Linked DNA regions of Homo sapiens: region 1 is linked to region 2. A link is a loop called in an ENCODE intact Hi-C map of the cell type or tissue named here. Cell type or tissue: Panc1. All regions are shown on one strand. Links, peaks and the distances in the headings refer to the core of each region. The heading gives the core; the rest is flanking DNA. Region 1 overlaps PRKG1 (protein kinase cGMP-dependent 1). Region 2 overlaps PRKG1 (protein kinase cGMP-dependent 1).

Region 1 (15,995 bases), core at 4,053-12,052, 150 kb after region 2:
TACTGGGCCTTTATAATTTGGAAACATTGTCCTTCAATTCTGGGAAGTTTTCTTGGATTTTTCTTTAATGACCCCCTTCTATGGATCTTCTCTTTTTCTATTGAATATCTTGGATGAACACTCTCATTTTCTAACTATTTTTTTTTTACTTTTGAATATTTAGCCATTTGTTCAATGTTCTAGAAGATTTTCTCAATTCCATATCTTAATTGAGTTTTTCACTCTGCTATAATATTTTTCATTTCATTTCCAAGAGCTGGTTTTGTGCTCTGCCAGTTTTTCTTTCTCTCTTACCAGTATCCTCTTCTTGTTCCATTCATATACTATTTTCTCTTATCTGTCTGAAGTTATTTATGGTAGATGATTGCTTTAAAAAGTTTCCTCTCCATGCATACTTTGTCTCCTCCAAGTAGCAATTTTCTGTCTCTGTGTGTGTGTATGTGTGTGTGTTTCTCTTTTACATTATTTGCTTCACCAAAATACTTTGTGAACCCTGAAAGATGCTTACGTTTGCATCACTAAAAGTGCTGATTTGAAGCCCTGTTCACATAGATGGGGCTTGTTAACTATGGTCCTTGCAACAGACTGATCTACCTAGTGTGTTTCCTTGTGGACTCTCAATGTCAAAACCTTTAGAGTTTGTCCACTCTTTCAGTGGGTCAATTTTCCCAGAAAAGATGCTTCCAGTCTCTTACCAAGAGGGAATGTGTCTGGCTTCCAGTGTAACAGGAGCCGAATGGGAAATAAGAACTAGGAAATTTCTAAATTCACTTATGAACTTCCATTTCATTCTAACTTTTTAGGTTGAAAGACTCTGCCTTTAATTCTGCCTGTTTTTTTTTTCCAACTCCAGAGACCCTTTATTTTAAACTTACAGTAATAAATATCCAGTCTTGCCAGAATGGAGAAGAAACTACTGTGGTAGTTTATAGGAGTCAATTTGTCCTCCAGCTCACAAGAGCAGGTTGTTAAATTTTTGGAAGTTGTCATGCTGATTGTTAAACACTGTCATTATTTAAAAGTAAATTATACAAATATGCAGTTAAATAAATTTATATTAAAACAAAGGTAATAAACACAAAGAAATTCATCACTTACTAGTTATTATACTATGTTTTATGCTTTTGAGGTCACTTGCATATTGTATTTCTACTACACGAGGTGTGCTACTCACATCTCTTCCCAACTCTGCATTCAGTGATGTCATGCAGTAGCTTGACATTGGCCATGATGGTGGTATTTACTCCACAGAAATTGGCAAATACCACAAATCACAACTATTTTGAGACCTAGTTGTTAAGTATTTGCCAGCACGCCACTGGGCAGATGCCCAGTTTCTCAAAGCCAGGGAGGGGATCTGAGGTCTTACTAATTCTTAAACACATTTTAATCAATTCATCTATTTTTAGCCTCAATTTTACCCCAGGCCCAGGGGTAACTGGTGACTCCAGTCCTTATGTTTTCTGAAGTTGAACAACAAAAATCCAATCGCTTCTCAGCATTTTAGTTTTATTTGGTCTGATAATCAGAAGTTTCTCTCTCTTCCATCCTTTTCAGCTTCCAACATGTTCTCACTATGATCTCCAACTCTGTTTGGTTTTTATCCTTATAGAATTGAGCATTTTTATAAAAAATACTCATTATTTCATGGATGTTTGGGGAAGGAGTGGAAATATGTGCATCTGTTTAATCTTCCATTGCTAACTAGAAATCATGTCATATACTAAAATGATAGGATTTTAGCTTCTCAAAGGAGAATACAAAGTTCTCAAAACATGAGACAAGTAATCTGGAGTCTGATTTTGGCACCTGTATTAGTGTCTTCTTGGGCTGCCATAACAAATGCCACACACCGACTGGCTTAAACAACAGAGATGTATTTCTCACAGTTCTGGACATTGGGAAGTCCAAGATCAAGGTGCCAGCCAATTGGGTTTCTGGTGAAGCCTCTCTCCTGGGCTTGTAGATGGGCATCTTCCTGTTGTGTCCGTACATGGTAAGGAAAGAGAAAGAGCAAGAGACCTCTCTGGTGTCTTTCTATGATAAGGACACTAATTCTATCATATCAGGGCCTCACCTTTATGATGTCATTTAACCTTAATAATCTCCTTATAGGTCCTATCTCCAAATAAAGTCATAGGAGAGGTTCGAGGATTAAGGCTACAACCTATGAATTCTCGTGTGGGGTAGAAACACAAATATTCAGTAACAGGAAAAAAAATTTCCAACTTTCCTTAGTGCCTAGCGAGAGGGATGAGAACCAAGCCAGAAGAGACTCCCTTGGTGAAAACTTCTTCATCCTCATGTTGGTTCAAAACCACTTTGCATTCGTGACAAGAGGCATAGAAAGAAGAGTAAATAGACTCAGAATCACCCTTTTTTCACAGCCCAGGAATCTGTTTAAGCAATGCCTCAGCATTGGGCTAATCTCCCCAGAGTATAGTTCTTCTTGCTTGCAAGATTCATAAGTCTTTAGAATTGTTAGTTATTTTCTCCATCTTCCTTTAAGAGTCTACATTCCTGTCTTGCCTTTCAAAATACAGGTAACAACTCTATCACCACTTCCTCCATCAGTTACTTGGGTCCTAATACCAAAGGTTTGAAAGGCTTCTTACCTGTAAGTCTTTAGTGAAGCCTGGTTATTTTAAGGAACATATTTATTTGATAAGATAGATATATTAAAAATAAGGGCTATGGGCTATGCTTATTGGCAGTCACAGCTGTAACAGTTGCAGCAATTTTGATATTCTATCAACCAAGGAGATATTTGTACTTCATTGTGTTACATATTGGAGACATTGTAGAATTTGGACTGAAAAATGCAGGCAATTCGGCAGTGAATGAATCAGGAAATGGATATCTCATGGAACATACTTTTGAGTGGCTGAGTGTGGTTTCTTAAGTCATTGCCACATTCTAAACATTAGACATTTTAAATTTTCAAGAATACTCCCTTATAAATTTCAAAAGTCTACAGCATCCATTTCAAGATTACAGTTGACATTTCCTATTTTCACCTTCCTAAGGCCTCCCTATTTTCTTATCCAATAGAATATGTTAAGTAATTTAAAACATACACACAAAACTAGACCAGGTATGATGGCTCATTTCTGTAATCACAGCACTTTGGGAGGCCGAGGCAGGAGGACTACTTAATGCCAGGGGTTCAGGACCAACCTGGGCAACACAGTGAGATCCAGTCTCTACAAAAATAATAAAAATTAGCCAGGTGTGGTAGTGCATACCTAGAATCCCAGATACTCGGGAGGCTGAGACAGGAGGATGGCTTGACCCCAGGAGTTTGAGGCTGCTGAGCTATGATTGTGCCACTGCACGCCAGCCTAAGTGACAGAACAAGATCTTGTCTCAAAAAAATAAAAATAAAAATAAACACAAACTGAAGGCACGAAGTTTTCTTATTAAACGGGCTCATGATGAGCCAAACACAATGACTAAAATTATACTCACAGCAAAGTGTATGATCAAAAAATCTTATTACGCAGAGACAAAGAGGACATCCTACACATTTCCAGGGAGAAGAACATATTCTAATGATGGTCTCTTTATTAGCAATATCTAGCAGAGTACCTGGCTCAGGGTGGGCACAAGAATGTTTTCCTCATTAACTTTATTCCACAGAGTCCTGGGTTAAAAAAAATACCTCAATATAGGTCATCTATCTCTACTACATTACTAAACCATTTCCCTCAGGTCAAGTATTTCAAGTTAGGAACACATTTTCCCAGAGGATAAGGAACATAAATCCTAGTTAGATTCCCAAGAGAGCCCACAAACACCTCTTTAAACTAGAGAAAATCATCCATTGTTGCAATGCTAGTTATTAAAATGAAAAGCACGTGAGTGAGTGAGTGTGTGTGTGTGTGTGTGTGTGTGTGTCTTGAATGCTGGTATCTAAGGAAAAAACAATTTAATACAACCACCTACAGCCATGTCAAATTATAAAATGGGTGCTTTGTCTTACTGTATAAAGTGTAAAAATAACTTCTTCAATTCTTCCCCCATCTCTGCCCCTCACTCCAGGGTGTTCTTCCTTAGGAATGAGGATTCATGTTGGTATGAGGCTACTATACAAAGCGAGCCTCAGAGAAGGGCTCCTTTAGATTAAAGTCCCCAGAAACAGATCCTGAGACAAGGGTTCACATGCAAGAATTTATTAAGGGAGTGTTCCCCAGAAAAAGAAGCCAAGCAAAGTGCAACTTCAGGCAATGTTCTATAGACTGTGTTTCACAGAGTGCAGCAAGGAACGCTGGAGGAAAAATTACAACTCTCTGAGGCAAGGGAGCTAGGCTTTTGTGCTCTCATATGTGAGAAACTGCAAGGTTTGCTCTGGGGTGGGTGGAATCTCCTAAATGCTTCCAGTTTTTCTTGATGTCTGAAAAACCATCAGTTACCCAGGGAAAGTTCGCTAAAGAAGAGTGGCCAATGCAGGCTATTGGAAGCAAAAGTGGATTTAAAGTGGGGAATGGCATGTGGGGATTTTAAAAGGAAACCAAGAGGATGTGCGTGACATACAGGTGTCCTTTAAAACTTGTAAAGAGTCCTTCATGGACAGCTTGACAATTTCAAAAAGTTGAGAGTTTAAGGGTCTGTTGGTTAATTTGTTCCCCTGTTAGACCATGTCAAAAGTTATGTACTTTGTTTAAGCATATATTTATACCTTCTTTTACCAAAGCATCATTGCTTCTGAAAAAAGGCTAACACAGGCCCACATTTTCTCTCTTTCATCCTTCCGCCATATTCAGTGACCTGTCCTTAAGAGGAATATCTCTACCAATTCACTTTGCTCCATTGCAGTCCACCTTGCTCCACCTGCATTAGTCTTGGCCTGTTCTGTTACTCACAACCCAATCCACACTCTCTCCAATTCAGGACCTCTGGGACACGGGAAAGGTGAAGGAATAGGTAAATAACAAGACTCTCATATAGTTCCCAATTTAATCCTCACAACTATGCTTTGATAGCAGTACTATACATATTTGATAGATGTGAAGATGAGACTGAGGCACAGAGAAGTACCTTGTCCAGGAACTTACAACTAGAAAGTGGTAAAGCCTGAATTCAAACGCAGCTGCATGTCAAGGGCCATGCTCATAAACACTATGCATACTATCTCTCCTAACAATCTCTCAGACATGTATTATTAGTGATATTTTAGGGAAAAAAAGAAACTAATAAAAGAGAAATTAATGATAATCCATTCATGCTCACATAGGAGCTAAGGGGCATAGTGAGAACTTCAACACAAGTCAGAGGACCCAAAAACCCATGATCTTTCCGTGATACTTCCCACGAAAAGAAGGCTAGTTTTTTTCCAGTTAACTGGGGGTGGAGGAGATCCAGAAAAGCTAGCCCAAGACCTATCATTTCTCAAGAATCATGCCAGGATCCAAAAAAGAGTTAAAGCATTGAAAGTTGAGAGATAAAAATCTCTCGGGAAGAAGAAAATGGCCTCTGTCCATTCCTGCCTGCGGGCCATCCAGAAGGTTGAGTGTAAAATTCAACTGAAGTTCTATGTCTATCAGGAGGGTAATCTGCATTAAAAATTCCTGGGAGATGAGCTGCTCTGAAGGAGGGCGGGCACTGCAATCCTTGTTGGAAGTGCTTTTGGAACTTTGGACAAAGAGAAAAACCCTACGGAAAGGAGATAAGAAGATGGGAGTAACAGCAAGTGGGGCTGCTAATCAGTCTGTTAGATGGCCACAAATGCTCTAATACCAGCACTAAGATGCAAAAAAAAGGCAGAGTGTGGTGACTGACACCTATAATCCCAAGCACTTCGGGAAGCCAAGGTGGGTGAATTGCTTGAGCCCAGGAGTTTCAGACCAACCTTGGCAACATGGCAAAACCCCGTCTCTACTACAAAGACAAACATTAGCCAGGTGTGGTGGCAGGCACCTGTAATCCCAGCTACTGGGGAGGCTGAGACAGGAGAATAACTTGAACCCAGGGGGCGGAAGTTGCAGTGAGCTGAGATCATGCTACTGCATCATTCCAGCCCCAGCTGACAACAGTAAGACTCTGTCAATAAAAATAAAAAATAAAAAACCTCAGGTTGCAGCCTGCATGTTTTCCTCCTATATGGACCCCTACCCCAGGAAAGTCATCACTGAGATGGCCAACCAGCATTATATGCACCCATGGCAGGATCTGAGTCAACCAGAAAAGATACCAGGGAACAGACTGCTAGGCTGAGACCTAACATTTGGGGAAGACCCCACTGTAGGTACCAGAGGGACAGTTATGGAACCTGGGGTAGAGGGAACTAGATTTCCAAACTGGCTAATGCACTATTGACATTTTAGGACAGATAATTCTTTGTTATGAAAACTGTCCTGTGCATTGTAGGATACATAGCAGCATCCCTGGCATCTACCCTCTTCTCAGTTGTGACAAGCAACATACCTCCAGAACATTGCAAATGCCCTTGGGAAGCAGTCTTTCCCAGTTGAAAGTCACTGGGCTAGCGGAATGATGAGGAGGCCTAGCAACTGCTGAGGCAGGGTTCTAAGAGCTTTACACATATAATCTTGTGTAATTCTCCTAACAGAAATCTGGGACACTATTATTATCTCTGTTTTATAGATGGAGGACCTAAGGCACAGAGTTGTTAAACAACTTACCTAAAGTAACACAGCATTAAATTGGCAGGCCTGAGAGTCCAACTGGGAGGTGTACTTCCAGAGACCATGCTCTTACCCGGTATACTATGCTGCCTCCCATTTTATAGATGAGAAATCCAAGGTGTAGAGAGGTAAAGGGCACAAGTACTGTCAAAACTCGAATTTGAATTCAGGTTTCTCTGACTCCAGAGCCCATACAAGAAAACACCATGGTCTACTAACTATCCAGTTTTTGCAACCATGAGGCTAGTAGGAGTGCCAACTGGGCTACTGACCTAAAAATTATTAAGTGTCTAAACACAGGCTCAGTCTTTAGTTCATGGACAAATGCAACATAAGGGTTAATTTCTACCTTCAATGGCCAGACAAATGTGGGATAAGGAACCAAGAGCTCATTACACAGAGTCCTGGATCGGTTTCAAAGCCCTATCTTTCCTTCTTTCACCTCCCTCCTCTTTCCCTTTCCTTCCAATTCTATCCCTCTTGAGCTGCTGTGCCTTCATTTTATCTACCATTTAAAAAAAGAAACACTACTAAATTTATTAAATAAAAAGAATTGCATATTTCTAATTCTTATGTAATAATATCACACACACACAACTTTGATGGGAGCATATAACACATAAATTCAAGCACAAACAAAACACAAAAGCTCATAATTAAAAATGTTACATTTCTATCTCTGAAACAAGAGGTAAAAACAATACATCTAAAGTTTTCCAGATCCTTTTAGCCTGCCAAAAGTCCTCAATTTATTTTTCCTGAATCATATGACTTCAATAAAATGAAGAATACTATTTCTACCTTAAATGTGAATTTCACTAGGAGTCTTCAAACCCTTGATTTACAAAAATTTATTCTTACAAATCTCATTGGGAAGGTGTGTAAATCTGTAAAGTCCTCAAGCAGACAGCAAACTAATTTGCTTTGACTCAGAATGCAGTTCCCCAGTACTGAGTATCACACTGCGCCAATACTTGAGTTTGTCTAAAAGCAGCAAAGCTGGGCACGCGGTCTGGCTGCTATCAAAGAATTCCCTTGAAATAGTGCTGAAAATAACTGCAATTGCTGTTAACTATAAGGTTTTCCTAAGTGAATAAGGCAAAAATAAGATTGGGGCTATTAATTTTAAATGAAATTGCTTACTTTACTCTTCAAGGCAACTAAGGAAACAGGGAATTACAATACACTCTAGCTGTGCCCAAGTAAATAAAGTCCCCCGCTTGAACCTGAGTTAAGTGTGCATTACCAGCGTTTAGGTATTTGATTACAAAAACACGGAGAGCCAAACCGTTTGACCAAAACATTTTGGGAGCTCATATAGAAGAGAAAAACTAGAAGAAAACTGCCTTTACCTCTGCAACAACCATGATTTCTGAGGCCAATAATTTAGAAGCATCCCGAAACTAAAAGTCAGCATGGAAAATGAGAGAGTACAGAACTAGATATTAAGAGACCTGGATTCTGAATGTGCCTCTTAGCAGTGATGTTACTATAGATCATAAACCCTCCAGACGTCTTTGTCATTAATTGTATAATGAAGGGGGTACATTTTGCAACTTTTATAGCCTTTCTTATCTGTAATGTGTGATTTTAAGGATCAGTGCTCTGCAGGGAAAAGAGTAAGGAATGTGGATTCAGCCAGACCCGAGTTCAAATTCAGCTTTTATTTGTATACTACGCTGTGACTTTGATCAAGTTATTTAATTTCCCTAAGCTTCAAGTGACTCAAATGCTAATTGTGGACTAATATAGCTTCTGAAGATGAAAAACAGTCTGAAATATAAATGTTAGTTTTGCTTATAAACTGTAAGGTCTATAAACCCTTACACATAAAGCCAAAATCAAAACTCTAAACACCAAAGCTTTGTACGTTTGCAGAAAACTCACTTGGTCACAAAACCCAACCTAATTTGGCCACAAGGGTTTCGGCAGCTTTTGTGTTTCCTATTTCAGTAAATATCCATATGTTTTGCTGAAGAAATGTAGATACGTTTTTTTATGGAGCGCTGCCCTAGACCCCCAGTGGATGTTACAGAATCCATTCTACATGTATCTTTCATGATACCATTCAAAAACCTGAAAGAAAAAAAAAAATCTGGATTCTAAAGCACACTGGGATCCAAAGGTTTCAGGTAAGAATTATGCATTTATGTTACAGATTTTAATTGTTTAGCATGTATTTTAATTTTTAGAATTTCTTATATTCATAGCTCAAAACCAAACACGACCCATTCAATAAGTAATCCATACAGAATGAAAACACAGAAAATACTGATATATTCCATTTTGTTTCCTAATTATTAAGATTTAATACTCTGTCTCAATTGTTATGTTCATCTATCTTCACGTACAGACTGAGTGCAAAGAACTGTTAGAAGCTGAGTGCTACAAGAAGAATAAAAGGGAAATATATATACATATATATATTTATAAAAAACACTGCATAAGTGTTTTCTATGCCCTAGATACTATGCTAGTCTCTTTACATATGTATTTCTAATTTAAGGTTGTGACACAAGTTCTGTCCCCTAGTAGTTTAGAGCCTAGATCCGGATAGACAAACAGCACTCATTGTTCACTGCACATCTACTGTGCCAAGCACCATTCTGGGGTCTAAAGCCTGGGGCCTGGATCAACAAAGGTGAGCTTACATGGACAAACAACCACAAGGAAACAAATAAATATATACTTTCAGGTAATTAAGTGCTCTCAAGAAACCAAGGTAAGATAATGCAATAAAGAATGTATGGGATAAAAGTGACTTGTTCAGAGAAGGGAGGTAGTAGTACCTGAGTGCATGGCGTGTGTGTGTGTGTGTGTGTGTGTGTGTGTGTGTATATATATATATAAAATACATATATATGTATATGTATATATGTATATATACATATAAATATATATATAAAATACACACACACATGTATTTATATATAGTATACATATAAAATATATATATACACACATACATACATATATATAATGTACACCCTCACAAAATGTGAAAAAAAATTATGAAGTAATAATTAAAAAAACAAGAGTTGACATTAAAAACCAAAAGAATATTAGACCTAAAGAAATGCAAACCTATAGTATACCATAAAACAAAGCATTTCAGACTGGTATGGGCAGAAAAGTTCTCCTGGAAGTGAAAGGCAGATCAGCCTTGAAAAGGAGGGGAACAAGCCAAGTACTAGCAAAGTGCAAGGAGAGACAGCTCCTAACTAAAAATCTCTGCTCCATTATTTTGGGCACCAGGATAAACTGCTTCCAATAGTGTTTATGTACAGTCTGCCACATTCAGCTCTAAATTCCCATCCTATATTATTCCAGGGGTTCTCTACTTTTAAGGCACGTCAGAATCACCTAGATGGGTGGTTAAAATACAGATTGCTAGCCCTAGCCCAGAGTTTCTGATTCAAAGAGTTTGGAGAGATATCTCAGAATCTGCATTTCTAACAAGCTCCCAGGTGACGCTGAAGCTGTTTGTCCAGGGCTCACACTTTGAGAACCGCAGGGTCTCTATATCTTTTAGGTTTTGCTCACCATTCTGGATTCTGCAAACAAACAAAACACAAGGAAACAGTATCAACCTGCACAACGATTCGTAGTGTGTTTTGAAAATCCTGTTGCATCACATGCGTTTTTATAAAATCCTCTAAATCCTTTGTTTATGTGTATACATAGGTATATCTCTAATATTTTGAATTCCTAATTGCTTTATACCTAGTTATTTATCCAAGCTGGTTCCCATCCACAAACATTGCTCACTTTTGTTCACTATTACTTATTTAAATATAAAAATCTGTAACTGAATCTTAAATCTCCAACTTACTGTAAACACATGGAACAGTTTATTGTCTCTGAAATTCCTTTATCAGTCTCCAGTGAATCCTCAAAGTAAGACTATTCTTTATTCTCTCACACTGAAACTTCATTTCTGGTACCCGCACAATAAGAAAGCAAGCTAACAGTGCTACCTCATTTCACTGCTGAATAAGCAACAGATTTGGCAGCATCCCCAGTTGGCTCATAACCCAGAAGCCTTTGCACCAGGCAGGACTGATAGGCATCAGAGCAAAGGCTTCTGGGGAACACAGCCAGCCAGTTAGCAAGCCAGGATCCTTAGTGAGACAAAGTGGAGTTAGCTTCAGCCACCTAAATCAGTTATGTCCCACTGGGGTTGGGACCACCTACTTTAGAGACCATTTCGTCTTCTTCATCTGCTTTCAGCCTCAGTGGCACAAGAACCCATTAGAATTCTTCCTTTAAAATCATTTCTATTCAAAAGAGAGGTTTAATTGAAACCCTCCACTTTCTTCACGAAATCATCACTTCAGGCACATCTAAAGAACTGAAATTTCTCCCTTTCTCTCTAAGCCCGTAAAGTTATTTTGTATTACATTTTTCTCATGTATGCTTGTCCATTCCTTTATTTCATCAATCAAATCTCTTCTCTCCCTTTGCCTCTCTCATTTCACAAACAGCTCTCTGATCAATTCTATATTCACCTCAGGGATCAGTGCTTATCTTTAACCTGTTGACTCTGTTCTTTTAACACTTCATGGCAGAATTTGCACAGGGAGCCAAAAAGCCAAGTTGGAAGGTTATTTCAAGGATATATCTTAGTGCTGAAGAAAATAGAACTGTAAAGCTGTAGAAAAGCAGAAGCCATACAGTTTGCTTACCAGAGTACCTCAAGATTAATCATTCTTAGTATAGGCACAGGCAGCAACAGGTGATCTCAGGCAAATTACTTAACTTCTCTGAGCTTGCTTTACTTTTGCTGTCCCTAAAATGGAGCAATTATTCCCTATATTTCAGAACTTTTATGAAGATTAGAGGGAAAAGGTATATTAATCCTCAGTAGAATGCCTGCACACCGTAAGTATTCTATAAATGGCAACCTGCTACTACTGCTGTTGTTACTGCTAATCAGATCATTAATACACTAATATACCAGATCTAGGCACAAAACTAAATGCTTCAATTCTCCAAAAACAACAACAAAAACCAGGCCAATTGAGCTTTTCTCACAGTAATGAGATTTAGTGTCCAATATAACAACAAATGCCCTGGGTCCAAATACAACCTTAGCATTCTAAACTTCATTGAATAAGCCATAAATTGTGTCACATAGTCATTCAAGTAAATTGATATTTGTAAAATAAAATGCTTATTTATATGAAAGGTATAGAAAAGGAAAATTTATAAATACAGAAAGCAGATTAGTGGTTGCCAGGTCCTGGGAGTAGAGCAGGGACTGACTGCAATTGGGTTCCAGGAAATTTAGGGGGTAATTGAAATGTTCCAAAACTGGATTGTGGTGATGGTCGTACAAGTCTATAAATGTAGTGAAAAACCTTGTATTTTACATGTATAATAGGTAAGTTTTATGGTATATAAATTATACTTCCATAAAGCTGTTAAAAATAATCTTTCTTGTATTACATGACACATCTCAAAATAAACTAGTATTTTTATTTTTATTCTAAAGCATTCCATTATCAGCTCATCATTATGACTGTCAAGAATTTGTCCAAGACCATTAATGTATTCCTCTACAGGCAAGCAGGACTGTTATCATTGCTTTTATCCACAATCATATTGTTTTTGAAAAGACATCTTGAGATACAGTATCAAGGTCATTAACAGAAAGCATTTATAAGCTAAGATTATGTTCTACGTCTGATAGCTTCTTGGTCTGGACAGAAAACATTCAAGTTGGGAATGAATGGTTTTCAAATAGAAATCCATTACTAGTGAATGACTTCTATGCAAACATTTCAACAAACAGAGAAGCCACTTTTCTTTAAACACTTTTGATGGATTTAAATCAAATCATTAAAGCAGTGGGTCTTTAAAACCTTCAACCAGAGCAGCAATGCCATAGTCTACATATATAGTGGCTGCAAATGTTAAAATAAATGTTACGAACAATATTATTACAATTTCACATACATGTATCTGCACAGAATAACCACTAAATACTAACACTTCCTGTCTTTTAGAGCATAAACAGCTTTACCTTGGCATAATACAATTATTTTCATGATTTTTTTAACATGGTTTAAATACATAGTGCTCAGTATAAACTTCATCAATCCATTCTTAAATTTTTGGTAGGCCTGTAACTGCTCATTGAATAAAATAAATAACATTATTATGGAACTTCACACTTGCCTATGTTCAACCCTTCTTGCCCACAGTTATCCCACACAGAAATTGTGTAGGATCCTTTCTGTCACTCAATCTTCCTCTGAGTCATACTCAGTAAAGCCAAGCTGGGTTGTGTTGGGCTCTACTCCAGGACCTTGTCATTACTGAACTTCTTTCCATCTCATGTTCTTCCATTTGGTTTAGACATGTACACAGCACTTTATCAATGGAAAATGGTTTAACAAAACTAATAAAAATTATGATAGTAATGAGAACCTCAACAGCAACTGTTTATTGAGCCCCATACTATGTTTTGAGCACTGGGCTGGGGATTCTCAAGCATTATCTCCAATCAGGGAAATGTTATAATCCTCATTTATAGTGAGAACATGGAAGATTAGATTCAATATTACACACCTAGTTAGTGCTAAAGTAGCAATTAAATTAGAACCCATTCTCCTATCCATTGTATATGCCATGTTCTGAGCTTACCTACTGTAATTTCCATAAATGCATTGCTGAATCACAGGAGTCAGTGGCTTCTCAAGGTAATCTCATGAGTACATGAATGCCCACAGAGTGTGAAGAATGGGTTGAGCTAAGTGTGATGACCTACTGGGTTTACAGTGGTATCATTTAAGAACTATTGGATTTAGGTTATATTACCTTAACTCTTTGATAATTAATTTTCTCATCTGTACAACAGTGATGATCTGTCCTCCATTATTTGCTCAGGTATTGTGAGGCATAAATGAAATCATACACATATTTATTTTTCTAGCCAATGAATATGTTGCAAAATCTATAGTTGCATTGGTAAATAGGTCACCTAGAAAAATAACTTCAGATACTCACATAAGCATATGACTAGATGAGGTGAAAAGTTTTTTATAGGATTAGGTGTTCTCAGTTTCCATCCTGAAGAGCTAAGAGACAATATACAAGCAAATTCCACCTTCACATTTTTCCTGTGTTTATTTTGATTAATGTTGAGGCAAGCACCTAGTTAAAAAGTATTTCCTTATGTGATTAATGGTCTCTACCAACTCATAATTTTAAGATCTTCAAGAATTTTTGGAGAGTAAAAATTATATCTAAATTTGAAAGGATTTTCTTAGTACGTGTTCTGGCTGTGTCTGCAAAATAAAATTAGTAAGAATTTGAAAAGATTATCTTCTATTTCCACTAATCCCATGCTTGTATTTATTAGCAATCAGTCTATCTTATTTTTAAGATTAACCAATTTATGAGATTTTATGTTGCAGAGTTTGGGATTACACATTTATTAGAGTTGGAGAACAACTGTGCTTCCTTGGAAAGGCATTACAAATCACAGATTATTCAAACTAGAAAGAACTTTTCATGACTGTAATCCCAATCTGAAAAATGGAAATGCCTTCAGAGGGCAGGCCAATAACATAAACAAGGGGTATGGGCTAGTTGAAGAGAGTATGGAGTGATAGGGATTATCATGACCATTTGGAGCACAGGCAATCCACAAAGGCATGCCAAAGCATCCAAATGCAATACCAAACATGCTTGGAAATTCCACTGAGCTCAGTGACATAGGTTTCCAATGTTTAAACTGTAAATTAAAAACTGAAGTATCTAAGGGCCAGAAACATGAAGAGGTTTTATCTTGTCCTTCATTTGACAAAAAAAAAAAAAAAAAATCATATTAAATATCTACTGTGTGCCATCCATTTCTGGGCTCCAAGGATGTAACATGGAGCAACAGAGAAATTGACTTTGTTTTCATGTAACTTACTATTTTCTGGGGGAAGTAGTTGTTAACCAATAACAGTCAAAACATAGAAATTCAAACTCTGATGGATATGGAAAAAATGTACACGGCACCACAAACCCAAACACTGAGAAATGGAAGCCCAATCCCAACCTAGGAATGCTGGGTCCAATCCATGTTGGAAGAAACAAAGGAGTGTCTTTTTTAGCATATAACCTACAACCACTGATTTTCAGATATTAAATGCTATGTGAGCGAGAAGAAGACACATATACTATAGTCTTACCCTATATTAGTTCCTTAACAAATATTTGGTAAATGATTGAACCAAAAAAAAAAAAAAAACTGAAAACCAATCCATAGAAATTTTTATTAACTGCCAGAATAAAGAATCAGAAAGCATTGATAAACTTTCCAAAAATTTCTATTAAAGACATTAATATTTAAGGGAAAAGAGGGAAATCAGTGAGGAAGTAAACCATTGGAAAATTGAGGTAATGTTTCTTCAAAATGGAAATTTGATTCAAGAGGAACAAGCCGAAGCTACTTAAAAATTTTAAACTAAAAACAAACAAAATACTCAAGTACAAGATGAGGAAAACTTTCTATGTATGAATCAGCTAGAAATGCTTTAGGTATATGTAGTTGTGTTTAATAAAAATTTGAATATAGAGGTTGGATACAGTGGCTCACCCCTGTAATCCTAGCACTTTTGGAGGCCAAGGCTGGTGGATCGTTTGAGCTCAGGGGTTCAAGACCAGCCTAAGTAACACAGTAAGACCTTGTCTCTACAAAAACTACAAAAATTAGCCAGATGTAGTGCCATGCACCTGTAATTCCAGCTACTTGGGAGGCTGAGGCAGGAGGACCGCTTGATCCCGGGAGGCGGAGGTTGCAGTGAACCAAGATCGCACCACTGCACACTATCCTGGTCACTAGAGTGAGACCATGTCTCAAAACAAAACAAAACAGCAAACCAAAATTGAATATAGTAGCAATACAGTATTATTGAAAGAACTATCATTATACTAAGGCACGCTAGTCTCTAAAAGAGAATGCACCCATGACCATCATGAGTATGGGTATACAGTATATTAAAAATTACCAAAGAGCTCTCTATATAAAAGAAACAAAACTGCACAAGAGACTTCTGCTAAAAATGAGTTGATGAAACAAATAGCTAAACAACAGAGCATATAGAGAGTGAGCATGAGCTCTGGGCTTACATAACCCTGCATTGCAGCACTTCAGGCCATTGTTTTGTTTTGGGCAAGTTGTCTAATTCCTCTGTGCCTCATTTTCTCCATATGAAAAACTGGGATGATAACAGTAGCTACTTTATCAGATTGCTGTGAGAATTAAATGAGATCACATATATGGTATACAGTTGGACAAATATTTTTAGTAATTATCATCATTATCATCATCATCATCATCATCATCATCATCAA
Region 2 (15,995 bases), core at 5,286-13,285:
TTAAATAAAACTCTTTAATCTCAAAATCAGACTGGATACCTTGTGGTAGAAGGGGATGTCTATTGGGGGGAAAGATGAGTTCTTTTCCCCAAATTAAGCCAGGGAAGGGAAACTTGTAATCTTATAAAATCAACCTTATAAAACAGCTACATTTGAACTTCATCAGCACAGAAGGTTTACAAGGAATAACACTGATCTTGATTTGTAGTTTTCTAACCTCTGGTAACATTTGGTGAAGTAGTTCTTCCTTTCCAAAAAATGGTGGACTGATTAGGTGAATTATTTCTGAAATGATTGATTTGCCTTTTTATCTTCATTAGCAATATAATGCTGTTTCCTGCACAAATCTAAATGAGAATACTTTCATGATTTCTATAGTTTCCCTGCTTTGCCATACTAATATTGACAACTGTAGCTCTCCGATGAATTGAAAACCTAAAAAGGGCAGAATTTGCAAGTGAAATATACTCAACTGGTGTAGAGGGACTGTAAAAATCTCTGCCAATGATTTTAATTATGAATGGTTCTCACTGGTGGGTTGGTTTGATAATCACACATGGCTCATCTCCTGCCAGAATGCCTTTCATTTTATCAAAATCATTCCCCTCCTCTGTTTTTTCTTGCTTCTGATCCAAACAACAATGATTGCCAGTTTCAAGCTTTTACTTTATTCCAGACCTTACACCAGGAGCTTAATATGTTTTCTTTTTAACCTTGAAGACAACATTACAGTACATTTCTATTTCCATTTAAAGAATGAAGAAACTGCCATTCAGAACTATTCAATATAAAGCAGCTAAGAGGTTGGATTTAGATTTAAACTCTGGTCTGTCTGGTTCAAAATTTCATGTTTCTCCTAACACTACACTACTATAAGAAGTGTTCAAGTCAATAAGGGCAATTATTATGTAGAGTTGAGAGAATGATAATCCAAACTCTCACTATTTCATGAAAAAAAGAACAGAACTTACTAAGGATTTTTTTTTGTTTTGCATTACCATCAGTGCAATAAAGTAAGAAGTCTCTGCTCAAATGAAATAGAGTTTATCTGTTTTCTGAAGAATTTGATAAAGTTTATAAAATAATTTTCTAGTAATGTAACTTTGAGCTCTCTATTATAAAAAACATGCATTTTATATTTGGGCTTAAAAATAAGCACCAAGTGTTTGATAAGTACTTATCTCTGTGTTGGTATGTATTTATAGTAAAGACATTTAAAAAATCAATGAAATTTATTCCAAATAACAAAAGTGTTATCACCTGAAGACTTGCAATTCCTAGTCTATTAGAAGACAAATACTATACAATAGAGCACTCAGATTCCAGACTTTGTTTTTTGTTTTTGTTTTTGTTTTGCTTCTGTCATCTGTGCGGCTCATTGTGCCAGTATATGGTCTGATCTGACATAGCTGGAGTTTTCCTCAAAAGAGAAGACACTCATGCATGTGCACACACACACACATGAATTACATTAGACTAATAACGTATATATGCAATAGTATGCAATATACTGCATATTATCTGCAACATAAATATGCAAGTAATATGCTACTTATTGCTTGAGTCTTCATTTATTACTAGCAGCAGTAAATTATGATTATATCAATGTCTCATGTTTATGGCCAATACATAACAGGACTGGAGAGAACTTTCAGCATTCGGTAGCTGATTAACTCAAGATCTAGGAGAAGCTGTTGCATTTGTGAACCACAAAACTTCCGTACACATTTTGAGTAGAGTTATGTCTTTTATTCCAAGTATTTAAGAGCCAGAGGTTGATTCTTAGCAGAATTCTATATCAGAAGTATACCAATTAGCTAGTATGTTACCTCTTCCCAAGGAGTGAGTTCTTAAGAACTTTATGGGGTAAAAAATACCTTTTAGATTATATAGTAGAAAATGACCATTTTTTTTCTGTGTTCCTAAAGATTTCTTCATATAAGTTGAACTTTATTCAATTACCATTTGATCACTTCTAATATGAGGGTCTTTAATGACCTTAATCACAATTTTATTTAAAATATGCAGATATAAAGGAACACTGCACATTCAGCTGAGTGCCTGGCAGATACAATAAGCTGTTCCAAATGGAAATGAATTACACATATCCTTCCAAGTGGTATTTCCTCTTGTAGGTCAATCCATGCTCACAAAGAGTTCATGGCTAAAAAATGCTTTTAAGAGGACTGACACCTTGTAGAGAAAGAGAAATTTACAACTTCCTGCCAAGACTTGATTCTGTCAGACTAAAGACGCAACTTGCAGATGTCCTTGCCAATTTATGAAACAGGTGCCTGGTCTGCCTTAAAGGAAAACATGACATGACTCTATATTAAAATAGGAAAAGGAAGCAATGCAATTTGTTGTTTACCATGTGTTATTATGGGAAACCTATTATAAAAGGTGGAACACATGGGTTCATGTGTATCAGTGAAGCAGTCAGAAAAACTATCCCTTATTTAAGACATAATATCACAATAAACATTCAGGAAGTAAAATCTGTCTGTAGAGTTGGGCAGGAGGCAATACACAATAACATAAAAAGGAGGGGAAAACATCGCAGCTCTAGTTCTGTATTCTCCCAGCACCTCAGCTTTCTTATCTATAAAACAGGAATAACAGTAACACTACCAACACAGGGTGTAGGGCTGGAAGGCATAGAGAGGGCTTCACATACACTAGGAGCTCAATACCAGTTCTTCTACTTCCTCCTCCTTTTACAACTATCACTGTAATAATGTGAGTAAAGGGGTTTGCATGGCCTGTCAAAGGAGATGCATTTCTCATCCCTTCATTACTCTTGCACAATTCCATTTTGTCATAGATGGAGTTTTGCACAGTCACTTGTCAGAGATAGAAAGGCAAGTGCTTTTCTAAGCTGAAAAAGGCACAAACTTTAGAAAGAAAGGATGGTGTGTCCCTGACTGCTTTTGGAAAAGTGAATTCCAGTGAACCTCCTTGCTTCAGTAGTAAGCTGGGAGACACAACACATTCAGAGAGAAAACAGCTGACAAAATCATCCATCAAAGTCTGAGACTGGGAATTCACCAGTCTCCATGAAAGGTCTTTGCTTTTGCATGACAGGTTATTCCATCATTCTGAAACATACTTCCCACTTTCCCATGGGTTAAACTTGTTCTATGATCAGCAGTCCAATTCAGGTTTCAAGCAATCATTCACTCTTAGTTCTTTCAAATGTCATAAATTGATACGTTGCTAAACATTAGTTTCTCATAGAATGTTTCCTAGTATTTCTCAAACTGTGATCATTTTTATGCCACCAAATATTCATTTTCTTGCCAAAAGCAAGATAAATTTAGATATCTGCCTTCTCCCAAGGTATACTGAATAAATTGGTCTTTTGCCAAAAGGCTGTTTAGGGTAGGTTGGGGAGTTAAACCACAGCAACCCTGCAATGAGAGGGACAAGCCTCACTTTTCCATTCAGTAACTGTAGGCTCATGATGTCAGTAAGACTTCCAGGGTCTCAGTTTTCTCCTCTAATAAACAAAGTACCCTAGATGATAAGAATTACATAAATGCATGTGGATATGTTCTAAGCTATGAAGCATCATCTAACATATTACTTACGCTTTTAAAGGCACTTAAGCACAATATGACATTTTAGAGTTCATAATTACAAATGTGTCACCTGGAATACAAAGATGACAAATATGCCCGGCTATTAGAATGCACACTTCACAATGATAGTAGTGTTTGTCATGTTCACTGGGCTGCAGAAACACTGGAACAGTGCCTCACACATAGTAGATGCTCAATCAGTACTGTTGAATGAAAAATTGTATAGTGTCCTTTGTTAAACATAACAATTTATAATATGCTGCTACTTGCGATTATTTTAATAAATGGTCATTTTTTTCATTTATGTTCTGTCTCCTTTCTAGGGAAAGTTGAATTGTTTTGCAAATAAAATTACAAAACCTGAGTCTAACACTATTAGCATTCAAAATATCACCTAAAATATGTCTGATTAGAATATATCAATTAAATTTAATTTACTTTAAATAGCCAAGAGAATAGGAACAACATATACAGCCATTTATAAACAGCAAATAAGAAATGACAGTTTCCAGATTTATATTTTCTACATATTTTAAAAATTCCTATGGCATTCACATGTTCTCACATGTTCTGTATGTCAAAAACTTTTCAAGTTAATATTCAGTGCATTTTCTAATGTTGATAATTCTATAATATATGCGTTGCTTAATGTCCAGTGATTTGGGTCCATGGGGATGACCCCATTACTAACATTTTCTTATAAGCTATTCTTTCAAACTATATATTACAACTTTTTAAACTAAAATTTTTTTGCCCCTAGTTTTTTGTAGAGAATGATTTTAAAACGTAAGTTAACCATGGCTGCTATTTTAATACAGCATTAACTGTCTTCCTCGCCTCTTAAAAAAATTTATCATGTTTTTAAAAATTTTATAAATGATAAATTTGCATTAAACCTTATATTGCTTTTAATCTCCATGAGCCAGATAAAATTTCACCTTCGGTTGTACTTAATTTTGTCTGTAATCTGACCGGGGTCTTGATTACTCAATCACCAATTTCTCAGGCCAATTAACATTTACAACATCTTTAGAATATGAGGGATGCTTTTTATAAGAAGAATAAATTTTATTTGATATAATGTAATTAAAGCATTTTACCTTAGTTGTAATGTTCATTAGTTGTTTTTTTTTGTAATTTCTATGTAGCCATCTACATGACATAGAATTTGTTATACTGTAGTTGCAATAGAGAATAAATTTTACAATTTTCCATGCACTTTTATATGAAACTTTAAATTGCACTATTTCAGTTAGCACTTCTTTAAATATATAAATGCAGTTCAATAAAGTTTGCCATAGAGACCATTTCTGTGATCAGAGTTTTCTCATCATAAAAATTAAGAGAATGAACTAAATGGATTCTGTTAATTTTAACCATAAGATACCATAATTGTACAAACCTGATTTAATGCTGACTTTTCGACAACTGCAAATGTACTTAGATGAGAAAATGTGAAGTTGAATATAATATCATGGTTACAAATGCACAGACCATTTTGAATTGCAGGTCTAAAAGAGCGATTTTTTTAATAAAACATTAATAATAATATGCAAACTATTCTCTTCCAACCCAAATATTACCAATATTTTGATATGCACTTGAAACAAGACCTAGAAGAAACATAGATATTACAATCCATCTTATCTCTGGAAGATCTGGATGTATGAATATTTGATCCTGACTTTGTCATACTACATTGAGCAGAGAATTAATATGTATTGAGTGTGCCCTATAGGTCAATAACTGTCCTGGGCAGCCTGAGAACATTTTCAAGAGCAACCCTTAAAGCTTAACAATGTATGTAGTTTAGTTTTTCAACAGCCACAGATAAATTCAGTCCTTCTAACTTTCTACCTAAGGGTTCATTTACTCCCTTTTACGATTGTTGTTTAACATTTCCCCTACCACTTTGCCGTTACCTTTATTGTTGTTGTTAACAGACACAGTAATTCAAGTTATAGCAATGTAAGCAGGCAGACACAAACTGAAGATTACATGAGAGAGTTGAGAAAGAGTCCAAGCTGAAGTGACCTTCATGCACAGGTAGAAAATGGAAATCAGTAAATGACTTGGCCAAAAGTAGGAAAAAATCAATTTAGTTTTTAAAAGAATGGGAGAGGAAGACAAGAGAAACAGAAGAGAGAGAAAAGAACGCCATCAGAGCAAATTTAGAGGCCAGAAATGAAAGAAAAGACACAGCAATATGGGATATAGGTGGGGCTCCATTTGCTCATTCATTGATGTATCATTCATTCTACAAATTTAGCAGGTGCCTTCTATGGGGATGCACTATGCTGGCCCCTGAGGATTTGGGAATAAACAAGTTAAACAACGTCCTGTCCTCAGGGTAATTAGCTGAAAAGGCAAACAATTTTTGTTTTATATATTTAATTGTTAAGGGTGTAAATTTTGCTGGATATTTACTTAAACTTAATATCTCATGGAAAGTAATGTTTACTCTGAATTTTTTCCTTGAATATTTCCTTCTCCTCATATGCATATGAAAAGGACCAAGAAATGTGTTTTGCTCATGTAATTCTTTAATCTCCTTTATTTTCTGATTTAAATAGATATCTAAGTTTCAGATGCACAATTAATTCCTTTCTTCTCTTGCATTTTTGAGTAACAAATGATGAGTATGGAGGGAAAATTGGCTCAATAAACATAATAATAAAAACTGTCAGTATACTTGAATCATTTTCCCAGTGCACCAAAAACTAATTGAGCTCTAACACACAAAGTTGACCTATAGGAAGAAGCAGGGGTTTTTTCATCTTCTTGACTACTATTCTTGTCTCTTTCACAGTCTTACCAGCCACGTGAGAACCATACATTTATTACTCCATTCATCTTCTTGTACAATTTACCTTCTCATACCTTTTCCCTTCTCTTTTCGAATTATGTCTTGGTCCCAAATCCAGAATCCACAAATGCATGGTCATGAAACAAATCCAGACCACAGAAATGTTGCTTTTGGGTCCCCAAGTTTTAAAAATGTTTCATTTTGTTAGCTGCCAGTGTTTAAGAACTGGAAGATATAACATACCTTTCCCAAGGTACATGTTCTTCTGAAAACTGGGAAGATTTGGTCACAGGGTATCAATAAGGGGCTGAATAGCAGTGAACAAGAGCTCTCCAATTCGCCACAGTCCCCAATTCTCCTATTCATGCCTGAGTCTGAGGCCAAGGTTCTGCCAGTTGACATTTATCATCATGTTTCTTTCTACTACTGTTTCATTGTTGGAAATATTTTCCTGTACCAACATCTGTCAGAAAAGTTGAAAAATGATAGATAAATCACCTCATTGTTTTTTTTTTTTCTTTTTTTTCTGTTGCTGTTTAATGCCAGGGGTTAGAAACATTCTGCAAAGGGCTGGAAAGTAAACATTTTGGGCTTACCTGGCCATACTGTCAGTGTCTATACTAAACTCTGCTATTGCAGTGCAGCATGGAAGTAGTCACAGACAATATGTGAAAAAAAATAGGCCTGTGTTCCAATAAAACTTCATTTACAAAAACAGGAGGTGGGCTGGATTTGGGCCAGAGTTTGTGGAGTGCTATCTCTCTATCTATGCTGTCTGGATCCTGTGGGCATGTGGGTTTGCAACCTCTGCTCCCATTTCTTTTCAGCTTCAGTTTCTATCAAAACAACTTTTTATTAGTTCCTTTTCCACCTCACTTTGGACTCGTTTATAAATGTTGATATTTGTTTCAAAATGGCTGTTATAAGATAATGTCAAATTTGTCTATTAACTTTCTGGGTCAGAGAAAGTCAGTCCATCTTGCGGAGCAGCAAGTGCAAATCTCAAGGACAGTGGAATGGTAGGTGCATAGCTATGAATTTGCTGCTCCCTTCCTCAAAACCTTTGAGGCTTCTCTATAGCCTAATAATACAATGGAGTCTGATACCAATGTACTGTCTCAGCCATATTTGTCCTCCCTTGCCCCACCTATGAATTATTTGCTCAAGCCATTCTGGATTGTTTGCTATTATCTAAGTATAACTCCTAGCTTTTGCTCTTCATTTCTTTGATCAAGCTTCCTACTCTCTAGTACAGAAGGAGGTTGGTTTAAGGGGAATCCAGTTCCACCCATATTATGAAGCCTTACTAAAATGATATGCTTCCCATGAAGCCTTCTCAAATTCCAACAGTTACAGTTAAGGTCTTCAGTCTCAGTGTTCTCTTAGCACAATGAGAACACTTTTTACTAGGTTGTATCATATGAGGTTGTTACACTTTTAGGTCAAATATTGGCAACCTAATATATATATTCTGCTTAAGATTATATCAATAAATTATATACATGTCTGTTCCACTCCTCAAAGGCAGAGACTGCATCTCATTCATCTTGCTACATGCCTGGTGTCTAACACAACACCTTGCTCAAAGAAGAGAAGTATTGAATTGACACACTGAATTTACAACATCTTCAGTATTAACAGAGTAAGGAAGATAGTGTGCACATCTCTAAATTACTTTTAACTACTGCAAGGAAGGCCTTAATTCCTGACCTAGATTACTTAAATTTATAAAAATAGTGCCAGGGTTTGGGGGAAAGGGGGCAGAGTTGTAGTTGAAAGATGCATTGGCACTTTGCTGGCTGCTGACATTCTGCTAATTTCACTAGATAACAGGGACCCAGATGTTGTTATATGATTAAGTCAGTTTCAACTAGAAATATTGTGAAAATCTTGTGGCCAGAGGAAGCCTCTCATATTCAGAGTAAAAAAAATCTAATTTAGTAAAATGTGTGATGTCTTATGGGCTGTCTTATATCCTTAAGTTCTTTTCAATAGGAGAGCAAAAGAGAAATCTGTTGGCAGTACAGTGCTTGCCACATTCCTGTTGCTAAGCAAAGGGAAGCTAGGGAGAAGAGGAAAAGCGAAGGTCTGTGAATCAGGGGCAGTAAAATTCTAATCAACTCTTGGTGTTATGCTTGGCTGACTTTCTAGAGAAGGAAAGGCAGCAGTCTGCATTGGTATATCCAAAGGCTCAGGAATGTAGTCCCAGTATTCACAAAGGAAAACGCTTCCACTGTGAAGTTTGCAGTTAAAAAGATACAATCTCGGTTGTAGAAAAAAAAAAAATGATAAGGTAACCTCAAGCAGCTGAGGAGCTCACAGACATTTTTTTCCAGTAAGTGACTATAAAACAGCTATAAAACGGAAAAATTATGACAAGGTATCAATCTCTTTTAAAAGGATAGTAGGATAATTTTTTATGTTAAGAAGGTTTTCATTACAAACATGCTAAAATGTAGTCTTTTTTTCCAGTAATTTGAAAATACATAAGTTTAAAAGTTAGGAAAGAAAACAAAAACCTTACTGTGTTTCATCCCTCTAGGGATCCCTTAAGGCATTTAGAGGTAAAGAGCAATTAAAACGGGGCCTTTGGATTCTTTGCAATAGAGACTCCACAGCAGGGGGAATTGGGAGGAGGAGGCAGAGTGTGTGTGTGTGAGAAAGAACCACTGAATGTTCTATAAATAAATATGATCTACTCTACATATCCCCCTAGACATGAGGGTGACCTCAGAAATGATATTGAGATTTCAGGCTACCTGCAACAAATCATTATCTTGGATTCACCTTGACAATATAAATGGTAAAAAAAAAAAAAAAAAGGAAGAAAGGGAATATTCCTACACTCAATTCAAATGCTTAGTTTCCTTAATTTCAATTTGCCACATAAATAAATGAAAATCTAATCAAATAACTAATAAGTTTTAAATAGTCCCATAGGTATTACATTTTATGTAAAGTATCTATGATATATTTTTAAAATATTTATGTTGTTCCTTCTTGGGAAATTTTATTGATTGTGTGTTTATATGTGCTCAAATAAGAAAAAGGTTATTTGAACATTGGGCCAAGAAAGATTCTATTGCTTGCAAAAGAAACAAAACATGACAACATCAACACAATAGAACAAAATTCAAAACTCGTTTGTTACATTTGTTAGGGATAATTACTGCACACTCTGAGCATCATTGGTCTAAGAATAATTTATTTACCAAAGCAGTAAGAAGAGTCTTTAGAAATTAACCAGGAAAATGGCAGAAGGCAATATAAGAAGTCAAGTAATACTCTCCTGCAAATGTAATTGTTCCGTTTCCAGCCCTGCTTCTCTAGGAGTATATCTACTGATATCTACCAATTAATTAGCATTTCCAGGTGCATTTAAGTCTTGGCATCAGGCCCATAGTCCTTGTTCACAGGTATATGAAAAGAGACCTTGCCAAATGCTCACCAGCACTATGGGGAATGAAACTGCCCATGCCATGATGGATTACATCAGGAAAGATCTATCTAATGAAGGTCTTCAGAAGCAACAAATCAACACAGAAAAATGGCTGATGTCCAGAAAAGGGAAAACAATTTCTTTAGGTCTCTGTACAGACGATGAGTCCAGGGAGGAGGAAGAACATGGGGAACTAGGTAGGCACCTGCACATACACCACAGCAGGGAAAAACATAAGGTCCGCCAGAGCAATGCCAGGAAATGGTGATCCTACACCCTGACCAGGGCAAGAGCCTTCTGCTGACTGCTCTGGCTTCACAGCTATTCCAGGGACTGAGCTTTTCCCATTAGGCCAGTGGTGGTGAACAGACCTGAGACTCTGCACTACTCTTTATCAGTTCCTTTAAAACATGTCCACATGTAAATAGTCCTTTTAATAAACTCTCCTCAAATTTCCCTGCTTAAGTCAGCTGTCTGTGTCCTGTGGGCTCTCTCACTGATACATCATCCAAGTCAGGAAAGAAAGGATGAACACAGTCACACTAAGGCTAAGGGGCTTACAATCCCCCACCAAAAAGCCTTCCTTCTAACTGATATCTACTAATTAAGGGGCATTTCCAAGTCCATCTCAATGTATTAGCACCATATCAATTCTTATTATTCACAAGCATGCCATTGAAGACCTAGTGAAACATTCACAGAAATCCAGTATGTCTACACCGGGTCTCCAGCCTCCCTCCAAATCTAATTCACTTTTTTCCAAGAGAGAAATTAAATCACTTTGGTATAATCTGTCTTAGTAAACTCAAGATGATTCTCAGTGATCACCTGCAACCTGTCTTAGTGTTCACTATATTTTCACTAATTGATTCCAGATTTTTGCTCATGATTGGCATCATCCCACCAAGCTAATTAATCTAAAAATTGGGGGATTGAGCTTCTTTTCAAAAATTATATCAACCTCTGGTCAATTACAATCTTCCTGCTCCTCTCCCATTCTTTGTAACTCTATAAAGTAACAAAGATCAACATAGCAATTGCATTTATCCCAGTGTTACATAACTAACTTGTCTAATGTTTGTTTTACCCCTAGACTGCGAGCCTTGAGGGCAGGGATTGTATCTTACTCACCTCGAAATGGACATCATTGCTGGTACCTAGGAAAATGTCAGGGTATTACAGATGCACAATAACTGTTTGCTGAATTGAATTTACTGCACCAATGTAGTGGTTTAAAATTTCCTCATATCTTTGGGCTTCAGCTTCTTCTCACTAGTATTATACCCTATCCAATCTAATATTTATTTCCTTTGATAGAGAAACTGTTATGTGTTGGGGGAAGACAAAGTAGGACTTGTTATCCTAGAGGGGCTTTTGGTTGACTCATCCAATCACCTTCTATCTTCTTGTTCTGAACATACTTATAAACTTTTCTCATCTTTGGCATTTTCTCCCTTTGACACATTCTACAGGCTTCTGACACTTGCGCTTGGTTATTGGGCTCTTCTCCCAGCCTCCTGTCTTTTATCCTGTATGTGCTCATTAGAGAATTTCTCACCCAGTCATTTATATATAGGACGACTTCCCTTGCCTTCCTCATCACAATCCATGCTATTATTCTATTTGAATTTCAGTTCTGGGAGCTTCCCACCTTATTCAGCAATCTTTTTGTTTCAAGCCAGACTGTTACATTATTCATCTTTTTTTTTTTTTTATTGTTCCAGCATAGAGGGCAAAAAAGCCATTCTCCACTGGCAATGATGTGGATCTTTGGTATCCAGGGTTCTAAATATTGCTTATGCAAATAAAGCAGTTTTGAAATTGGCTTTGGACTACTGGATGGTTGATTTTTTAAGGGTGTTTTCATCAGGTCAGGCATGACCCTCTCAGGTTTAAGGACAGCACAGGACAGGGAGAAATAATTCTTTTCTCTGCCTCTGAAGTTCTACAGGTTGTCAGATGGGCTCTGATGATCTAAAAAAGAGAGACTTTGGCAGAAAGAGTAGTTGACAACAATTGCAACCTAAAACAACATCTGTTATGTGAATTGTGACATATGCTGTCACTTTATAGGTTTGGGTTTGCAGGCCTAATCTGTAAAGCTGTTTATTCTTGCCTTAGGAGGAATTAGCAGTAGGCTAATATAAGGATATCAGAGTTCAGATTCTAATTCTGCTGCTAATTCACTGACTTAAAGCAGGGTATTACTTTACCTCCCTCGGCTTAAATTAAGATGAGCTTCCTCGTCTTAAATTGTGTGATTATCTTTCCTCTTCAAATATGTGAATAAATGTTTGCTAACATCTCTCCCAACTCTGATAATTCGATGATTCCCTGAAAGAGAAGCAATTAGCTAAAGGAGGTTCTTTGGCTTTTTTTTTTTTGGATTGGAGCAAATGAGCTAGCTCCACAGGCTGCCTGTGCCATGACGCCGTGACTATTGTCTTGGGGTAGAGCCTTAAGAATATCAGCCTATGAATGAACAACATCATTCTGACATCAGGCAGATTTCATTTCAGATTCTAACTTTGCCAGTTACTAGCTCAGTGAACTTGGGCTAAACATGAGCCTCAGTTCATCTTCAAAACAGGGATCCTAATAGGACCTACTTCATGAGGGTGTTGAGGTTGTTGTGAGGGTTAAAATAATAAACACATAGTAAGCACCCAGCTCAAGGAGTGGCATGTGGTAAATTCTCAAAAGATGTTACAAAATTAATTAAACTTACAAGAACTACTACAAATGGAAGAATTCCATTCAATCCATCTTTTAGAAAAGATAAAAACTATTCACTATTCTTTTGGAAGAGATCCACTTCAAGCCTAGGCCCATTCTGGTCCAGAATCTTTTCCTTAGATCCCTAAGAGGTCAGTACTTTTATTGTCCCAGCCTTTTATTCCTTTAAGTAGGGAGTTTTCTTCCATTGACTACCAAGGATGTTTAGGCATTTTCCATCCAGGCTACACAGAGGAGGCCCCTCTTGGTGTTCAAGGTGATAGTCCTTTTGATATTTTACAGGTCCCTGCAGGATTTTGTTTGATCTGGAAGTATTTCTTCAATTAGATACATAAATACAAAACATTTGTCCTGTGAATACATTTCTAGATATTAAAGAGGCATAATTTGAAAGAGAGAGTTCCTGACCTTCAGAACTACTGATGAGACAAAAATATATAAAATAACTGACTTTGTACAAGGATAGTAAGAGAAGACATATTTAAAATACATAATGCTATGAGGCTAAAAAGGCTACAGTGTAGGAAGGGGCATCTGAAATTAATCTTGAAGAATTAGTAATCTTTTCTCAGGCAAAATTGGTAAGAAAGAGCTGGTTGAGAAGACTGGATCTCACAAACAAAGGTATGTCTATAAAAAACATAGAAATGCTGAGAGGAAAATAGATATTCAATTTGGATATGTTGGGTCTATCAGAGCAGACAACTGAGAAACAATGAATGTTCTTGAGCACTAGAGGATACTATCTGAGATGGGCAAAGGTAATATCTATTTTTTATTTAACAATTAAACCACAGTCCACTCATTCTGCAGAATATATTAGTTACTTATGATGTGGCTGGCAAGGTAGAGTCTTTAATATATAACTAGAAATGTTTGTGATCACACCTAAATTAATACCTGCTCAGATGAGAAAGCCTGGGAGCCATGTGGGCCCTTTGCCTCAGAAACACATTCTGTACCTTCCTTGGGTCTTCAATTACTGATAGCCAGTATTTATTGGAAGTTGCTATATGCCAGAAATTGTGTTACATGTTTTGCAAAAATAATTAGATTTACTCCCATATTGGCCCTATAAAGGTGGGCACTATTATCCCACTTTACAACTGGAGAGCTGAGTCTCCTACATGTAAAACAACCTGCCTGAGGTTATACCACCAGAAAATCTTGGAGCTGGAATTCCAACCCAGGTCGATCTGGTTCAAGCTTTCAACTACTATGTTACCTGCTTTCTTGTAACCACTTCCTCAGCCCACGTACTCAAACCATTTCATTACAGAAAAGTAGAAATAATGCAAGAATTTCACCCTTAGCTCCTTGTTTCTCCACTGCAGATCTGTCTAGTGTTGAGGGGGGTGCGCCGAGGTCTCATCCTCACTCTCAGCATTAGGAACATGTAAAGATATTTTTAAAGTTGGGAATAATTTCACACATTATTAAATGTGCAAAAAAACCTAAATGCCTAATACCTCTATTTAGCCATTTGGCTAACTGTGTTTTTCATAACCTCCTTACACAGGCTCCATTATAAAAGAAATATCTGGGAAGCCCCAGTTTGAACTTTTGTATACACTTGTTAGTGTGATACTTAGGGTCAGAGAGTGTTAAAATTCTTCTCCTGCTAGTTATTTTTTTACTTTCTTAGAAAAAATAATATCGTGAAATCTGGCCTTTTCCTGCATTGTTTTCGTATGTTCCAATACTTCTATTATTTACTTCTGGTTTCTGGGTTACGGATGCTATTTAAGAACCAGTTTCTTTTTGCAAGGTTAGAGAAGGGTGTGAACTGATATTTAGCTAAGAACAGAACTTCTATTTTAATTTACTTCTACAGAGCAGCTGTCCGAACTCCAATCTTGTAATATTATTTAGCATGTTTTCAAAATCATAGTTATTTTCCAAAAAGATTTTTTTTAGTTGTTATAACCTCAAATTCTTTAATTAGATTTTTATCCATTGGTTATCTTAAGCTTACTATATTCCTGTTGACTTTACCATTTAACTTTAGGTCTAAACATACCAAAATTAAAAAAAAAATAAAAATTATTGTATAATAAAAACCAATTTCTCTAATTACAAATGTAAATATTTAAACTTTAGGACTATATTCTAGAATTTTCACAGCAGCTCTTTATATTCTAAATGTGAAGGGCCTATGTTAAAACTGTATGAAAAATACTTTTTTTTTTTTTTTTGAGATAGAGTCTCCCTCTGTCTCCCAGGCTGGAGTGCAGTGGAACCATCTTGGCTCACTGCAACCTCGTCCTCCCAGGTTTAAGAGATTCTCCTGCCTCAGCCTCCTGAGAAGCTGAGATTACGGGCGCACCACCACACCCAGCTAATTTTGACTTTTTTTATTTTTTTATTTTTTTTAAGGTAGAGTCTCACTCTTGTTGCCAAGGCTGGAGTGCAGTGGCACCATCTTGGCTCACTGCAACCTCCTCCTCCCAGGTTTAAGAGATTCTCCTGCCTCAGCCTCCTGAGTAGCTGGGATAACGGGGCCCGCCACCACGCCCAGCTAATTGTTTTGTACTTTTAGTAGAGGCGGAGTTTTACCATGTTGACCAGGCTGGTCTCAAACTCCTGACCTCAGGTGACCTGCCTGCTTCGGCCTCTCAAAGTGCTGGGATTATAGGCGTGAGCCATCTCGCCGGGCCAATACTTTTAAATAGGCACAAAATGGTCTATAGCAACTCAATAAAGTACAACGATGAAAGTTCGATGCCCACCAACATTTTATGATTCTGTTTATTCTACTACTACTTATAAGTGAAATAGTGCTTTCCTGGCTACAGTGAAAAAGAATCATGCTTCTAACTTAAGCAGCATGATTTGGAAAATTAGTTTATAACAATTCTTATTTTCCAGTATTAATAGTAGATTCAATTTTTTTTAATAGAAGAATATGTAATTGTCTACCTTACAGATTAGCAATGAACAGTTTCAATGACAATCTTACCATTTCCACATAGAAAATACTTAACAGTATGTAAACATACTATAGATATCGTTAAGTGAGATAAATCTAGAATTCATTTGTACCAATATTACTGTCTAAGGCTACATCTAACCATCTACTTGGAAGTCCCAGGGACTTCAACTTGTCAGGGATCAAGGGCCTGAAACACTGAAGTCAAGAGAAGGATATCAGTGCTTTCTTTTTTTTTCAGAAATACATGAGAATATTTACTATCACTTTGTCAGAAGTGTTTTATAATCAGAATCTTCTGTCTTTATAGATATTTAGGGAGGTACTGTGGCAAGCATTTTATCAAAACATTTTCCTTTAGTTAGTTATTTAATTATTCTCAAAGATCGAAGGACTTCAATTTGGATGTGTCCTTTATCTTTTGGAGAAGACTGCTCTGAGCGTGGGTGCCAGTCAATGCTGTGTATGTCATCTGGGACACATAGTAAGGATTCCTTTGGGAGT

The links. Hi-C counts contacts between places; a loop is a spot of excess contacts. Peaks named below come from ENCODE experiments on the same cell type or tissue, not always from the same donor. Only the 100,000 strongest peaks of a DNase experiment are listed, where the experiment ranks them.
Region 1: it touches region 2 in a loop (1.9-fold over the local background); 8 of 110 quality-filtered maps call a loop at or near these places.

Annotation. Positions count from the first base shown.
Region 1 is chr10:51,087,287-51,103,281 of GRCh38, reverse strand. The region is part of intron 1 of PRKG1 (protein kinase cGMP-dependent 1); the gene reads right to left. Among named protein-coding and RNA genes, the nearest start is that of PRKG1, 21 kb to the right of the region's middle. In Panc1, for the core only: no CTCF peak of the experiment used is centred there; no DNase peak of the experiment used is centred there; H3K27me3 peaks cover 256 bases.
Region 2 is chr10:51,237,523-51,253,517 of GRCh38, reverse strand. All of the region lies in intron 2 of PRKG1 (protein kinase cGMP-dependent 1), which reads right to left. Among named protein-coding and RNA genes, the nearest start is that of MIR605, 54 kb to the left of the region's middle. In Panc1, for the core only: no CTCF peak of the experiment used is centred there; no DNase peak of the experiment used is centred there; H3K27ac peaks cover 1,210 bases.